Regions from separate parts of the Homo sapiens genome. Here region 2 is linked to region 1. A link is a loop called in an ENCODE intact Hi-C map of the cell type or tissue named here. Cell type or tissue: PC-9. All regions are shown on one strand.

Region 1 (8,000 bases):
TGCATTTTGAAGCCACTGTGAAGAGCAGGTTATATGATGAAGTAAAGTTACCACTACCAGTAAACAATGCAGTTGGGACAGGCAACTAAATTAGAACCAAACTGTTAACCTATGTGTGCGCATACACACACTCACTCACTCACTCACACACACCCCTCTTAAAAAGAGAGCACTAGTCCCTCCCAAGAGAAAACTAGCTTAGAGGTGGGAATTTAGGAGGAAGACCCCATTGTATTTCAATTAGGCTACCCTATTCTCATTCATGTCAAAATTTCTCAAAGGAGTTTGGTCTGAGAGAAGCAGCCACAGGAGGCCTCCACTGGCCATGCTGTCTCCAGCTGAGGAGCTGGCAGCAGGGAAAGCAGAGCCCTGTGGGCCATGTCCCTGGGCAGAGCAGCCAGGCTGAGACTGCCACCAGCCCCTGGGAATTCTTCCAAGCTTTCATCTGGGCTGGTCCTCCTCTCAGGTCTAGGGTGTTCACGATTTTTACAAAACGAGGTCACAAAGGAATGACACCCAAGTTAGTGCAAGCCTCGTACTGTCCCCTTGTCCCCGACCAGAGCCCTGGGAGGAGACTACTTCCCATGTGGCAAAGCCTCAGGCGTGGCTGTGAGCATCTGTAAGGGCGGGATGCAGGCACAGCAGAGCGGTGCCCCAGCTGGCCTGCGCAGAGCATTCGGAGCCTCAGAACACCGTGATTAGTGATGAGCTGCTCCAAGGCCGCTGTGCTGAATGGTCCAGGAATCCTTCCAGCAGCTCCGCTTCGCACCCCGTTGTCCCCCACCCAACCCTTTATTTTTTGAGTCAGGCCTTCAGTTTCTCCCCTTTTTCTGCCTCCCTCAAGGGAAGCTGGAAACCATGATGGCCATGAACAGAGTCAGAGATTTGGGTGACTTCTGTGCCCTGTCACCCTGAAGCTCTCTCTTGTGTGCCCTCTCTCCTGTGCCAGCTGAGAGAGGTGCGGGGAAGATTCCCAGCCCTGGCCCTGTGAGTCCAGTCAGGGACCCCGTGTTCTGGACCGGCCACTTCACACCCGGCAGCAACATTTGGTGTTGGGTGGTCGTGGTTGTTGCTGCTCAGCCTGTTGGGGTGGGTGCAGGGTCTCCTGGCTAGAATTTGTGTGGGGTTAGAGGCAGGGCAGCGAAGCCATGTGTGGTGCTGAGGGAAACTTCCTACAGCCCGAGGTCTGAAGAGAATGGAGAGGCCATAGGCAGGAAGTCCAGCAAGTAGCTTGGCCTGAGTGGAGGGAGGCAGAGCTTCCCTTGGGAGCACATCCCAAGGTGTGCTCAGCTCTGCTGGACAGGTAGAGTGCCCTGGAATTTTCCAGTGGATACCCAGAAGACACCACCAACTCCTCTGCGGTAGAGAAGGAGCCAGGCACAGTGGCTCATGCCTGTAATCCCAGCATTTTGGGAGGCTGAGGCTGGAGGATCGCTGAGCCTAGGAGTTCAAGACCAGCCTGGGCAACATATTGAGACCCCGTCTCTACCAAAAATAGTAAAGCCAGCCTGGGCAATGTAATGAGATCTCATCTCTACAATAATTTTTTTAAAAATTAGCCAGGCATGGTGGCACATGCCTGTAGTCCCAACTACTCGGGAGGCTGAGGTGGGAGGATCACTTGAGTTTGGGAGGCAGAGGTTGCCGTGAGCTGTGATCACAACACTGCACTGCTGTCTGAGCAACAGAGCAAGACCCTGTCTCTGAATGAATGAATGAACGGTACCTAGCACTAACCTAGGCAAGAGGCAGGTTTTGTATTTTTTTTTAGTAGAGATGGGGTTTCACCATGTTGGCCAGACTGGTCTCGAACTTCTGACCTCAGGCAATTCACCCACCTCAGCCTCCCAAAGTGCTGGGATTACAGGCGTAAGCACTGTAGGCAAGAGGCAGTGTTAATTCTGTCTGTTCAAGTCTGCACTCTGCAGATATGAAAGAATTAACCACCTGCACTAGGGAAAGCTGTCCAGAGAGGTAACTGACCCAAGGGCTATACCAAGATCAAGATTTCAGGCTTCCTACATGGTATTCGGACTATTTAAAGAAGCAAGAAGCACACTCCTGGCTCCAGATCCAAGACTATGCCACCAGGCTTCTTATTAAGATGTCACTGGGCTTTGGTAGTTAAAGGGGCCAGAGACGTTTAAAGGATTATATGATCACCTGGGTTTTGGAAGAATCCAAAGTGGGGTCACGGCTGAAGAGAGGCCTCCTTTCCTAGGCCCTGGCATTGCAACTTTTAAATGCATGATTCGCTGGCCCCTTCACAGCTGGATCTTTCTGTTCCCTGCGCTTGCTGAAAAGCAGAAATCTACTCCAAAAGGAACGCTCACTGCTTTTGCCCCTGCTTTTTCTGTAAGTGGTGAGTTTTTATCTGTCTTCTGTTGATGGAGCTGCCAAATCCTAACCCTTCCCATTTCCACTGTGGGCTCCAGGTACACCCCCTATTTGAATAGGTATCAGATTTCCCCAAAGCAAAATCTAATCATTCCTAGGCTTAGTCCGCTTCTCTGAGAAGGCCAAGAGCCCTGACCTCATTCTCTGCGCTGGCTCCTGCTGCAGTTAGGAGGAAGCTGTGGGATATGTCCCTGGGGTACAGTTAGCACAGCAGGGGGCTAGGGAATCTCAACCCAGTGAACCAAGAGACAAGGTTATACATGAATTTAGGAAGCCAGAAAGACCCAAAGCCCCAAATAGGAAATTTCTATAAGGAAACCCTTACACTATAAGGCCTTACACAAATATCTGGGATAATGATTTTATCAACTACCCACATCCCCTTGAGAGGACTTCATGAGGGTCCTTGAACTAGACCCTGTAGGGCGGGGGCTACTCTGTGGGAGCCTCCCAGACTGAATGTGGAGGAGGGTGCTCCCAGGAGGAAAATCAAGGTGCTGTTACTGGAAGAAGAGAAGAAGGGGGATGGGCGCTGAGTGGGCCAAGATCACAAATGCTCCCCTCACCCATCCAGGCCTCTTTCTCTTTCCTTTGCTTCCCTTCATTTACCTGTTCTTCGGCTCCTGCTCACAAAAGGACAGAAGAATCATTCCATTTTAATAGGTACAGTCTGTGAGGCTGGTGGCCACTGTAAACTGGTCTGTTTCCTAGTCTTGCTCATCCTGGAATCAGGATGTAACATGGAAACACAACAGGCCCCTTGCTTCCCGGCTGCTGTTCATCACCTGTTTGTGATGTCTTCCTGTGCCTAGAGCAGGTGCTTCTCTCCTAAACTGGGAGGTCCTCCCCACAAGATAAATCCTCTCTCCCAAGCCTGCCCTCCCATGCTGTAACCTTCTCTTGGCTTCTGCTTTTTTCTGAACTTCCTGTTCTATTTTTGAACACTCATAGCCTGGACCCAGGCCTTGGCAGACAAAGAGCCCGTGTGAATGGTGGACATCTGACCTGAATACCTGACCTGTGATTAGTAACCTGGGTTGGCCCCAAGCCGAAGGTGGTTCCATGCCTCCATCAGTTGTCACCCTTCCAACCTGGCTGGCCACATTTTTTGCTCCTGCCGTCAACTGCAGAGATGCAAACTGTGTGTGAAGAGGTGATTCCCTGCCTGGGAGGTTTCAGGGTTATCTGTGTCCACCTCTCCCCGGAGCCTCCAGGCACACACACCAAAAGGTAGATATGACCCTGCCTCTTTGGAACAGTGAGTAGAGCAAACTGCTGTGTTGTGGCTTCCTTAAATACGCCTTAATCCTGCCCATCCTGAAGGTGGAAGTGGATCCCATTTATATTGTTTTTTAGTGATCACTCAGCTCACTCCAGTTGGCACCCAGGAACTCGGAATTCGGACTGCTTACTTGCTGGCTCCAATTCTGCAAAATACCCTGCCTTCCCTGTGGCCACTGGGGTTGGACAGTGCCCACGTGCACTTTCTTCCCCACTCAGGTATCCTATAGCTGATTAACTGGGAAGGTGTGGGGCTATCTAGCATAGCTACAGGACTCGATCCAAGGTGCCGCTCTATCATGATTTGTATGGGTGGTGTTTTCTTATTGTTGCTGTTGTTTTAAAAGGGGAGAGGTTTTGACACAGAATTATTTTATCTAATTTACTCTTCACTGCCCCTTCCATTTCCTCTGCTTTACCAAAAGAACGTTTTAATGCTTTTGATGATATTAACTATTTCATAGTTGTCTTAAGAAACAGTTATAGTTTTCAACTTCTAATTTAAAAATATTAATATTCTTACCATTACAAAAATTCTTATAGATTAATGAGAAAAAATATACTAATTAGAGAATGGGTAGGAGCAGGCAAAATGGAGGAAACTCAAGTGAAAACATTGAATTTTGAGTGAAACATTTTCACCTGAAAAATGTTCAACCTCACTGGCAGTTAAGAACAAAAGTTACAACAATCAGATAGTATTTTTCACTTATGAAAATGACAAGTGTTTAGAAATTACTGTAATACCCAGTGGTCATGAGGAAAAAGCAAAGCAGACTTTCCGTCAAGCTGCTGGTTATGTAAATTGGGGCTCCCTTCATGTTGGGCATTTGACTAGATGTATCAAGGACCTGGAACCAAAATTTATGCTTCTCAGAATTTATATAAAGTAAATAAATCAAATTGCGTACAAGCATGCCTTTAAGGGATATCCACTCCAGAATTATCCATAATAGCAAAAAATTGCAACCAATATGAATAACAAACAATATAGGCTACAGAGTAGCCTCTAAAATAATCTTTTAAAAAATATTTTAGGCCAGGCATAGTGGCTCATGTCTGTAATCCCAGCACTTTGAGAGGCCGAGGTGGGCAGATCACGAGGTCGGGAGTTCAAGACCAGCCTGACTAACATGGCAAAACCCCGTCTCTACTAAAAATACAAAAATTAGCCAGGCGTGGTGGCGTCCACCTATAATCCCACGTACTCAGGAGGCTGAGGCAGGAGAATCAGTTGAACCCAGGAGGTGGAGGTTGCAGTGAACTGATATTGTGCCACTGCACTCCAGCCTGGGCGACAGAGCGAGACCCCATCTCAAAAAAATAAATAAATTTATAACATGAAAAAATGTTTATAATGTGAAAAGTGGGGGGAAACAGCATTTAAAACAATGCTTAGTATGATCACTTTTTAAAAAATTATGTACATATCTGTGTATTTTTGACTGAAATGGTATGGTGACTGTGGGTCATTTTTAGTTTCTTCCTCATTCATATCTGAATTTTCTAAAATCTTTATCATACACTTATCATTTTAATAATTAGATTTTTTAAATTTTCTTTTTTTTTCATTTACTTTTTTTGAGACAGATTCTTGATTTGTTATCCAAGCTAGAGTGCAGTGGTGCTATCATGGCTCACTGCAACCTTGACTTCCTGGGCTCAACTGATCCTCCTGCCTCACCCCCTCAAGTAGCTGGGACTACAGGTGCATGCCACCATACCTGGCTAATTTTTGTACTGTGTGTGTGTGTGTGTGTGTGTGTGTGTGTGTGTGTGTGTGTGTGTGTGTGTGTGCAGAGATAGGTTTTCGCCATGTTGCCCAGGCTGGTCTGGAACTCCTGGACTCAAGCCATCTGCCCACCTAGGTCTCCCAAAGTGCTGGGATTATGAGCCTGAGCCACCACACCTGGACCTTTTTGTAATTTTAAAAAACAGAGAACCACAGGGCCAGAGTTAAGGTACAAGAGAACTCACTTTTGTTTGGTTTGGTTTTGTTTTTCTGGGCCAGCATCTAAAAAGATCAGAAAACAACTGGGCCCCCATATAAAATAGTCTGTCTTTGCAGAGGTCTCCAAACGCTGCGGGAAGAATGAGAAGATGAGGTCTGCTCAGGTTTCTATTTTGCCACCTGCACCCTTTTATTGAAATTTCATATTACAGATATGAAGAGTAACTACTGACATCTCCTAGTGGGATTTTCATTTATATAATGAAATATATAATAAGTATATAATGAATTTATATAATGAAGTATGTAGTATGACTTTTTTCTTCATCTTTGGAAAAATATCCCTTAAATTCTACTTGTACCTTCTCCTCCAGATTGAAAAACAGACTAATAATGGCTTAGGACAGATGTGGCCTCAGATGACTTAAGTAATAATGACATAAATGCCCCCTGAAGCTCCTTCTTCTCCAACACCATCTCTTTTTTCTCTTCCCATCCCCCCCGCCTCCACCCCAGCTTTTTTTGGAGGGTAGGGGTTCCTTTTCTTTGCCTATACCTGAAGCCTGCTGGTGCCAATTAGGACGCTCCAGTCACAGCAAATGTGAAGAACTGCTTCCTCCAAGGTATCCATATGCCCAGAAATGGAGGATTGGTTTGACTCAAAGGACTGAAATGTCACTGCAGAATTTGGTCTGTGCTTGCAGCCAGTTTTTCACCACCACTGTCATTTCTCCACCTCTGGGGTTTGCAGTGGGGATACACTTTTAATGACATGCCACTAGTCACAGTTTTACCAGGTATAGTTGAGTCACAGAGATGAGAACAAAACCATTGCTTAAATGTGAATTTCCTTGGTCCCTGAGTGAGCACCCCTACCCACAGTTTGATGACATTTGAGCATGTGCTCCAAGTGACTATCTACAGAAATGCCTTTAGGCATTGTTTAGATAGCATACTACTCCAGTTATCCAGGAGGGTAGCTGCCTCTTTCTTTTTGAAAGCTATTCCCTTGGCTTGGCAGCCAAAGGAATTCAAGATTCATGCTGTTGTAAAGGATGCTAGGAAAGGACATGAATTTTAGAAAACAGGGAAGCTCTGAGGAAGTACCGAGGCTGCTATTTACAGAGTCTTTCCTGGGTGCTAGATATGGAGCACAGCACTTTACCTAGTTATCTCACTTGATGCCCACGTGAACTCTGGGAGTAAGATAGTATACTTCCATTCTCCACATGAGGAAGGTGAGGCTCAGAGAAGTTAAGTTCTTTGCCCAAAGTTTCCAAGCTTGTACCTTCTGCTGGAGCTGGTTTTGAGCCCACACGTGATCTCTTTCTGATATACCAAGCTGCCTCCCAGGGTTTATGCTAAGCAGTGAAGTCTATACTTCAAGTTACACTTATGGTCTTACTACTATTGTAAGAAGACCTGTCCTGTGTGGCATCCAGGACCCATGGGTGACATGGACAGCCTTGGATCCTAGACACCACACACGCACCCTCAAGAAACCCAGTCAGGAGGTCTCAGAGGGCTTCTAGGGTAACCCTTAGGATCCATGCAATTTACTGGTGCCCCACAGCAAGAAGTTATCCAGTGGGGCTGAGGCAGGCAGATCACCTGAGGTCAGGAGTTCAAGATCAGCCTGGCCAACATGGTGGAAACCCCCGTCTCTACTAAAAATACAAAAAGTAGCTGTGTTTGCTGGTGGGCACCTGTAATCCCAGCTACTCAGAAGGCTGAGGCACGAGAATTGCTTGAATCCAGGAGGCAGAGATTGCAGTGAGCCGAGATGGTGCCACTGCACTCCAGCGTGGGCGACAGAGCGAGACTGTCTCAAAAACAAAAACAAAAACAAAAACAGAAGAAGCTATCCAGATGCCATTAGCTCTTCTGCCCAGAGGTATATGAGAGCTCTGAGTACCTCCCTGTCCCTCAGGGGACCCAGGCATTCAAGAACTGACCTGGACAGGATCTCAAAACTTCTGACTCAAAACTGTAATATGTATTATAATATTACTATAGTAATATGGTCTTATTATTGTTGGCCTGGCCTGGGAAATAAGCTTCCCTCAGGGATGTCTCTAGTATAGGTATATTCAGCATATAGCAAACTCATCCAAGGAGCTTGTAAAGCACAGATTCCTGGACCCACCCCTGAGATTCCCATTCAGCTGGTCAGGAGGGTGGGGCATTTCCTGCCAGAGGCACTGATGCCTCCGATCCAGAGCTGTGGGCTCCATCTGGAATAACACTGCCCTAGTGTGTCCTGCAGGGGTGGCAATCGAGAATGAAGGTTCAGTTGTATAGCATTTGGATTGAAATTCTGACCCTGCCAATTAGTGGGTGGCTTGGGCAAGCTACTTAGCCTCTCTAGGCT
Region 2 (8,000 bases), 52 kb after region 1:
ATCCCTGACCACTGACTCTATTGGTCCCTCCACTTTAATTTTTTTTTTTTTTTTTTTTTGAGATGGAGTTTAGCTCTTGTTGCCCAGGCTGGAGTGCAATGGTTCGATCTCGGCTCACTACAACCTCCACTTCCTGGGTTTAAGCGGTTCTCCTGCCTCAGCCTCCCGAGTAGCTGGGATTACAGGCATGCGCCACCACGCCCAGCTAATTTTGTATTTTTAGTAGAGACAGGGTTTCCCCATGTTGGTCTGGCTGGTCTCAAACTCCCAGCCTAAGATCCACCCGCCTTGGCCTCCCAAAGTGCTGGGATTGCAGTCGTGAGCCACCGTGCTGGGCCTTTAAATTCTTATATGACCTTTCTCACCTGCACTGGTAGGGGACAAGCTTGTTCCCATAGCTCAAGGGTTGTGAGAGCCCTTCTGATTTAATTCAGTTTCACAAGTAGGACATACTGCTTTCGCCTATTTATTACAATACAAAATCACACATCAAACAACCAAAAAAAACTTATATTAAGGGCAAAGGGCTGTCTTCAGGTTTTAATTAATATTCCCTCACTGCAACTTGTTCTTTCAATTGACAATTTAAGGCAAGTTTCTGAATCTAAAATATGAAACCAGGCATGGTGGCTCACACCTGTAATCCCAGCAGGCGGATCACTTGAGGTCGGGAGTTTGAAACCAGCCTGGCTAACAAGGCGAAACCCTGTCTCTACTAAAAATACAAAAATAAGTCAGGCATGGTGGTGCGTACCTGTAATCGCAGCTACTCAGGAGGCTGAGGCAGGAGAATTGCTTGAACCTGGAGACAGAGGTTGCAGTGAGCCAAGATCACGCCGCTGGACTCTAGCCTGGACAACAGAGCGAGACTGTCTCAAAAAATAAAATATGAAACCAAGAAAAAAGCTTATCCACTGATACAGTTGTTTTGTGGGCCAGATGTGGTAGCTCACCTGTAATCCCAACATTTTGCGAGGCCAAGGCAAGAGGATCTCTTGAGCCCAGGAGTTCAAGACCAGCCTGGGAACATAGAGAGACTTTGTCTCTGCAAAAAAAAAATATATATATATGTTTTCAGAGAGAGTCTTGCTCTGTTGCCCAGGCTGGAGTGCTCTGGTACAATCACAACTTGCTGTAGCCTCTACCTCCCAGGCTCAAGCGATCCACCCACCTTGGCCAGCCAAAGTGCCAGGATTATAGGCATGAGCCACCATGCCTGGCCTTACCAAAAAAAAGTTTTAATTAGTAAGTAACCGGGGCCAGGCGCAGTGGCTCATGCCTACAATCCCAGCACTTTGGGAGGCTGAGACGGGCAAATCACTTGAGGCCAGGAGTTCAACACTAGCCTGGCCAACATGATGAAACCCTATCTCTACTAAAAATATAAAAATTATCCAGGCGTGATGGTGCATGCCTATAATCCCAGCTACTTGGGAGACTGAGATCTTGAGAATCTTCAGCCTTGATTCTCCCAGGCTCAAGAGAAACTCTTGAGGGAGGTTGCAGTGAGATGAGATCCTGCCACTGCACTCCAGCCTGGACCACAGAGCAAGACTCTGTCTCAAAAGATCATATTAATTAGCCGGGTATGGTGGCACATGCCTGTAGTCCCAGCTACTCAGAAGGCTGAGTTGGGAGGATCGCTTGAACCTGGAAGGCAGAGGTTGCAGTAAGCCATGATCGTGCCACAGCAATCTAGCCTGGGTGACAGAGTTTTTTTTCTGTCTCAAAAAAAAGGTTTTTTCTGTAAATTTAGCAGCAGAATGTGTCAGCCAGAACCACTAACGAGAATTCTTTTAGAAGGTGATTGTAGAATCACTGGCCTGGCACATTTATTTTGTCCTTCATGGCACACTTCCTTGTGATTTATCTTTGTTTACTTGCATAATTTTTAACCCTTAGTTTAGCAAAATAAACGTATCTTCATTATTCAGGTTTATCTCCCCACCTAAACCAAGAAATATTTCTGTACATCCCACACCCACCCACCACCAGCTTTGAGTAAGTAATAGCAAAGGAGTGAATGAAGACTGCAGAAAAATCTAAAGCAGTAATGGTAAAAATTGAAATCTTGTTTTCATATTGGAAGCCTCTGCCGAAAAAGAAATTGCTAAACAAGACATTTCTGAGAGGCAGAAAGTCGATAGACTTGAAGTTAGGAGACTTGGTTCTAGTCTCAGGATTGTCGCTAACTAGCTTTAACCTGAAGGCTGGCAACTGATAACCTCATCTATCAGAAAGATCATACTAGTTGACTTTTTTTTTTTTTTTTTTTTTTTTGAGACGGAGTCTCGCTCTGTCGCCCAGGCTGGAGTGCAGTGGCGGGATCTCGGCTCACCGCAAGCTCCGCCTCCCGGGTTCACGCCATTCTCCCGCCTCAGCCTCCCAAGTAGCTGGGACTACAGGCGCCCGCCACTACGCCCGGCTAATTTTTTGTATTTTTAGTAGAGACGGGGTTTCACCATTTTAGCCGGGATGGTCTCGATCTCCTGACCTCGTGATCCGCCCGCCTCGGCCTCCCAAAGTGCTGGGATTACAGGCGTGAGCCACCGCGCCCGGCCACTAGTTGACTTTTAAGATACAGTTCTAACCTTTAGTGATTCTAAGTTCTGCATTTTCTAATTTCCTGGCTTCGAATTTTATTCACCTAGTTTCCTGCCTTCCTGAGAGGCAGGTAGGCCCATGTACTCAGCACAGAGGCACCCTGATCCTTGAGTAGCCCTGACCCTGGCAATCACCTCACCTCTCTGGGTCTCCTTTGGCCAGTCAGCCATGAGGAGGGTGGAGACCCCTGGCTGCTTCCTGCCTGTGTCACAGGGGTTGTAAAAGCCAGTACAATTTTACAAAGGACGAATTCCCCCAAGGAAGATCTTGCCTGAGTAAAATTGTTCAATATTTTGGCTGTTATTACTGCTCTGACATCCAGGAATCATGAGAGATGAGAAGGGAAGGAACAGGTGTAAGTATCCCTTGTATTTATGGTGATTGAGTGGAAGGAGGCTTCGAAGCCATCTAGGGACCCACTTCATTCACAGATAAAGACACAGGAACCAAGGAAGTTTAAGTGGTAAACTGAAGGCCACGAGCCTAATACTGTGTATATGCGGTTGGAGTGGGAGCCCAGGTCTCCTGGCTCCCAGCCCTCAAAACAGAGGCCCCAGAACTAGCTCTTTGTTTTCAAAAGCTTCAACAGGATGGCTTCTGAGAACTAAGCTGTATGCAAAGGTCTACTCTGATTCAATGAGGAAAAAGCACCCTGTAAACTTATTCTTTGTAGGCAGCATATGAGCACTGGTCAAGCAAAGAAACCCAGCAATTGGATGATCCTCAAAAATCTGCTTCCTCCTAATTCCCATTGCATCAGAAGACTAAATTCAGTCTGCTTTGAGACAGCCTGGCAACCCATTGGTACAAGGGAGTACAGAGAAAAACCCCAGACTCCTGTCGCAGCTGGCCACAGGTGGGAGGCTTGCATCTCCCAGGTCAGGGTGCCTGCAAAAGCAACCAGGAAAGGTGCCCTAATGAGAGAAGCCTAGGCTCAGCTTTGGGCTGGAGAGAGAATGATCTGTCATCTTTGCCTGTCACATTTTGCATTATCAAATTCAGCCAGATTTTCAGATCTCTAGTTCAGGAGAACTGTTATAATTTCATTTATTTATTCAACACATGTTAATTAAGCACTAATTATGTGTGAGACATAAGAGAGCCAGAGAGGACTTAGGGTTTCAGGAAGCTTTGTCTTTTTTAGGGTTTGGGATTCCTTCCTGTAATCATGTACAAAGTTTTTGGGCAGGTGTAAAAGTGTGTTTTGCTGGGTTCTTAAATTTTTATCAGATCTGTTATTCTAAAACAATTTAAGAACCCCATAGCGGGTGCACACTAGAACTTTACTTCATGCATCTGCTCTCCTGGTCAGTATCCTCATCCTGCCCATTCAGTCGAAAGCACAGTGGCTAACAGAATGTGAACAAGTGAGGCATCTCTGCCCAGAGCTCTGGTATTCTCTGTAGAACCTCAGGAAGTTGTGCTCGCCGGCCCAAGTCCATGCCCCACATTGCAGATTCTGCCTCAAGCGTTGACATCCTCCTGCATGTGGCCCTCAATCTCTGTGGACCCTGAGGAGGCCATAGCAGGGGTGTGCTGACACTGTCCTCTCAGTCCCAGGACAGCTGCTGGGCCACTTCCTCGCTTGCAAAGTCCTTTCGATTCAAGCCTGCTGGTCCGTCTTACTTTAGTGCTCCTGCAGATTGTCAGGTTCAAGAGTTTCCTGTTTGTTAAGAGTCCTGCCCTGTCCACTGCCCTGATGGACCTGTGGCCTCTGTGTAGCTGTCTAGGAATTGCTTTGGCTATGTGTGGTTGTCCCACTGTTCAGATGACACCTGGTGTCCCTCTGCTACTCCTGTGGAAGTGGTTTTGCAGAAAGATGGCCTGGTAAATGCCTCCCATGAGAACCCTGATGTTAGTTGAGCATGCCATTTGATACAGAAACCCAGAACATAATTATTGCTAGCTGGTGGAATAGGAGCATATGTCAAGACAAATCGTCTCATCAGAACCTAGGCTTCAGGAATGCCAGTGCTGTAGGGAAAGCGCTTCTCTCCGCCTGTTGTGTGTTTGAGTGTATGTGAGTGTGTGGGAGCCTCACCTGCTACAGATGCTGTGCTGAGTTCTCTACTTTCTGCCCCTGTAGAGAGAAGACACGGTTCAATGTGTAGACCTTCTCCCTCTCCAGTGTCTCCAGCCTCCAATCCCAGGACATCACTAGTACAGGTGAAAACAAAAGCCTGTCTCAGCGGCCATCACTCTGCCAGCAGCACCTCAAAGCCATTCAAAACGCCCAAAGACAATCTACTTACCTCCAGCAGCAAACAGCACACAGTCTTTCCTGCGAAAGGATCAAGGGATAAACCATGGTGAGTCAGCTGGCTGGCAGCCAGCTGCTGTCTGTCCCCCCTGCTGTTCCTGTCACCATGGGGAAATAGTATTTACTCTCTGGCTTTGTTCCTAGGTGTCACATGCAGGAATTTGGGGGACTGAGGAATGAAAGGACAGAAACCCAAAATGATGGAAAGATAAACCTAAATATTAGAGGGCATGTGGGACCTTAAGAGTACCATATGGGCCACGCTCACACCTGTAATCCCAGCACTTTGGGAGGCTGAGGTGGGTAGATCACCTGAGGTCAGGAGTTTGAAACCAGCCTGGGCAACACAGTGAAACCCTGTCTCTACTAAAAATACAAAAATTAGTCAGGTGTGGTGGCACACACCTGTAATCCCAGCTACTCAGGAGGCTGAAGCAGAATTGCTTGAACCCGGGAGGCGGAGTTGTGGTGAGCCGAGATCACGCCACTGCACTCCAGCCTGGGTGACAGTGAAACTCTGTCTCAAATATATATATATACACACACATACATAATATATATATGTATATTATACATATATATATTATACATATGTATATATATATTATACATATATTATACATATATGTATACATATATTATACATATACACACATACATATATATATATATTTGAGACAGAGTAGATATATACATGTATATACCGTATGCCTGACGGGGGATTTTTTTAATTCTCTTGAGAGTTGAGCCAAGTTGTGTCTAAGAAAAGGGTAACAGGGAAATATTTCTCAGTTCTGCTGCCACCTCTCAATTTTCCACCCCAGTGAAGAGAAGCTCTGGTGTAAAATCAAAAGCACTGACAGTGTGCCTGGTGTGGAGCAAGACCACGGCCCTACCCGCAACACTGGGTCCCAGGTCCTGTGGAATAGTGGAATAGCCACCAGCAGAGGCAACTAATTGGGAGCTGACCATGGGAGAAAGAGAAGAAAGCCAAGTAGAAGGTCACCCCTTTGGGGGAGTGGGCTGTGAAAATTCAGAGGCTTTTGGCCAGGCGTGGTGGCTCATGCCTGTAATCCCAGCACTTTGGGAGGCTGAGGTGGGCAGATCACTTGAGGTCAGGAGTTCAAGACCGGCCTGACCAACGTGGCGAAACCCCATCTCTACTAAAAATATAAAAATTAGCTGGGCATAGTGTTACACACCTGTAATCCCAGCTACTGGGGAGGCTGAGGCAAGCAGGAGAGTTGCTTCAACCCGGGAGGCAGAGGTTGCAGCGAGCCGAGATTGTGCCACTGCGCTCCAGCCTGGATGACGAAGTGAGACTCCTGTCTCAAAAAAAAGAAAAAAAAAATCTGAGGCTTTTAATTCATTTTGTTATCTCAGCCCTTACTAAAAAGTCAGAAAAGGTTGCCTGTGGAAAAGACAGCTAGGAAACCAAACTTAAAACAAGGAAGATGAGTATCTTCAAATGCTGTTGGCACCCACCTTGGAGTACTTAAGGAACTGGCTTCTGACAGCACCTCTATGCTTATCTTTCAAGCCTTGAGAAGACAGAGAAGGGATAAGTGTGGAGTCCATCTAATTTATGTATTTAAAGAAAAAAAGTGTTCCATTAATTGATGACAGTTAATTGCACTTAAGTTCGTACCTAGGCAAGCTGTAGAGTAAAATCATCCATCAATGGGTTTGTCACTGCACACTGGAAATTATGATAACTTAGTAAAGAGCTAATTATGTCAGATCAATTACAGAGCCTCTTGTGATGGAGTGGAAAGGTGTAGGCATGGCTGTGGAGGAGTTACCTGCCACACAGCTGGGCCTCGTGGGCAAGCTTTGTTCTCCTTGGGTTGTTGGGATTGCGGGTCCATCCTGCAGGAGGCTGTAGCTGGTTAGGGAAGACTCAGCCGGAGAGTGGTGTTTGCCCACCCACCGGCGATGTGAGTCTCCCAGTCACTAACCTGCAATCCGTCTTATCTGTGACCTGAGAATGTGCCTGAGAGTTTATTTACTGGGGCTGCATGGTGTCCCGATGTAACCACAAGCTCTGGAGTCACTGGCCTGGGCACAAATTTCAGCTGGGTGACCTTGGGCAAGTTATTTGATCTTATTGTGCTTCCATTTCCTCATCTGTAAAGTGGGGCCAATAATAGCTCTATTCCATGGGATTGTTGTGAGGATTAAGTGAGCTAGTTTTTATAAAGCAGCAGGCACAGTATCTGGATCATAGTATATGTTCAATAAATAATTTAGCATAACGTCATGGTTATTATTACTATGTTATCATGTGTGCCAAAGGACAGCACTTCCATCCTGGGATAAAGATTGACAAGTCAAATCTCTCTAAAAAAAATTAGAGAAATGGCTCTTCAGACTCAGAGTGAAGATAAAAATGATCAAATAATTTATTCAGAGTCTAGAAATGAGCTACAGAGAAACAAAATAAGGAAAGCCAGGGAAGGAGCACATAAGCCAGGAGGAGACCCAGGGAGCTCGGGGAAGATCATCAATGAACTCTCCTTGTAAAAGAGCAAATGAGAGGTCTCATGTAGCCCCATGGCACCAAAAAGCACTCGCCCAAAAGGCAAACCTTCAGGGAGACCATTGGTTCAAATCATTGTCCACACTCAATCCAGTCCAACTCAACACACACTTCTTAAGACCTGCCACAGTCAAGTCCCCTTCAGCTAGGGGCAAAAAGGGGCAGAAAGAATCTGACTGGGCGCAGTGGCTCACATCTGTAATCCCAGCACTTTGGGAGGCCGAGATGGGCAGATCACAAGGTCAGGAGTTCAAGACCAGCCTGGCCAACATGGTGAAACCTCATCTCTACTAAAGATACAAAAAATTAGCCAGGCGTGGTGGCACACACCTGTAATCCCAGCTACTCAGGAGGCTGAGGCAGGAGAATTTCTTGAACCTGGGAGTTGGAGGTTGCAGTGAGCCAAGATCGCTCCATTGCACTCCAGGCTGGGCAACAGGGCAAGACTCTGGCTTAAAAAAAAAAAAAAGAAAAGAAAAGAAAAGAAAAGAAAGAAGGAAGGAAGGAAGGAAGGAAGGAAGGAAGGAAGGAAGGAAGGAAGGAAGGAAAGAAAGAAAGAAAGAAAAGAAAGAATCTAAAGAAACTAGCCCAGGTCCA

Evidence for each region. A loop is a pair of places that touch in the nucleus more often than their neighbours do. Peaks named below come from ENCODE experiments on the same cell type or tissue, not always from the same donor. Only the 100,000 strongest peaks of a DNase experiment are listed, where the experiment ranks them.
Region 2: it touches region 1 in a loop (5-fold over the local background); 6 of 110 quality-filtered maps call a loop at or near these places.

What each region holds. Positions count from the first base shown.
Region 1 is chr7:105,714,141-105,722,140 of GRCh38, reverse strand. The region is part of intron 3 of ATXN7L1 (ataxin 7 like 1); the gene reads left to right. Among named protein-coding and RNA genes, the nearest start is that of EFCAB10, 140 kb to the right of the region's middle. In PC-9, no CTCF peak of the experiment used is centred here; a DNase peak (open chromatin) is centred at 3,450; H3K4me3 peaks cover 413 bases; H3K27ac peaks cover 2,762 bases.
Region 2 is chr7:105,661,979-105,669,978 of GRCh38, reverse strand. ATXN7L1 (ataxin 7 like 1) reads left to right here. Exons shown (of 12, transcript NM_020725.2): 4 at 4,691-4,913. Among named protein-coding and RNA genes, the nearest start is that of EFCAB10, 84 kb to the right of the region's middle. RefSeq lists a silencer at 4,840-5,033 and an enhancer at 4,783-5,077. In PC-9, no CTCF peak of the experiment used is centred here; a DNase peak (open chromatin) is centred at 4,928.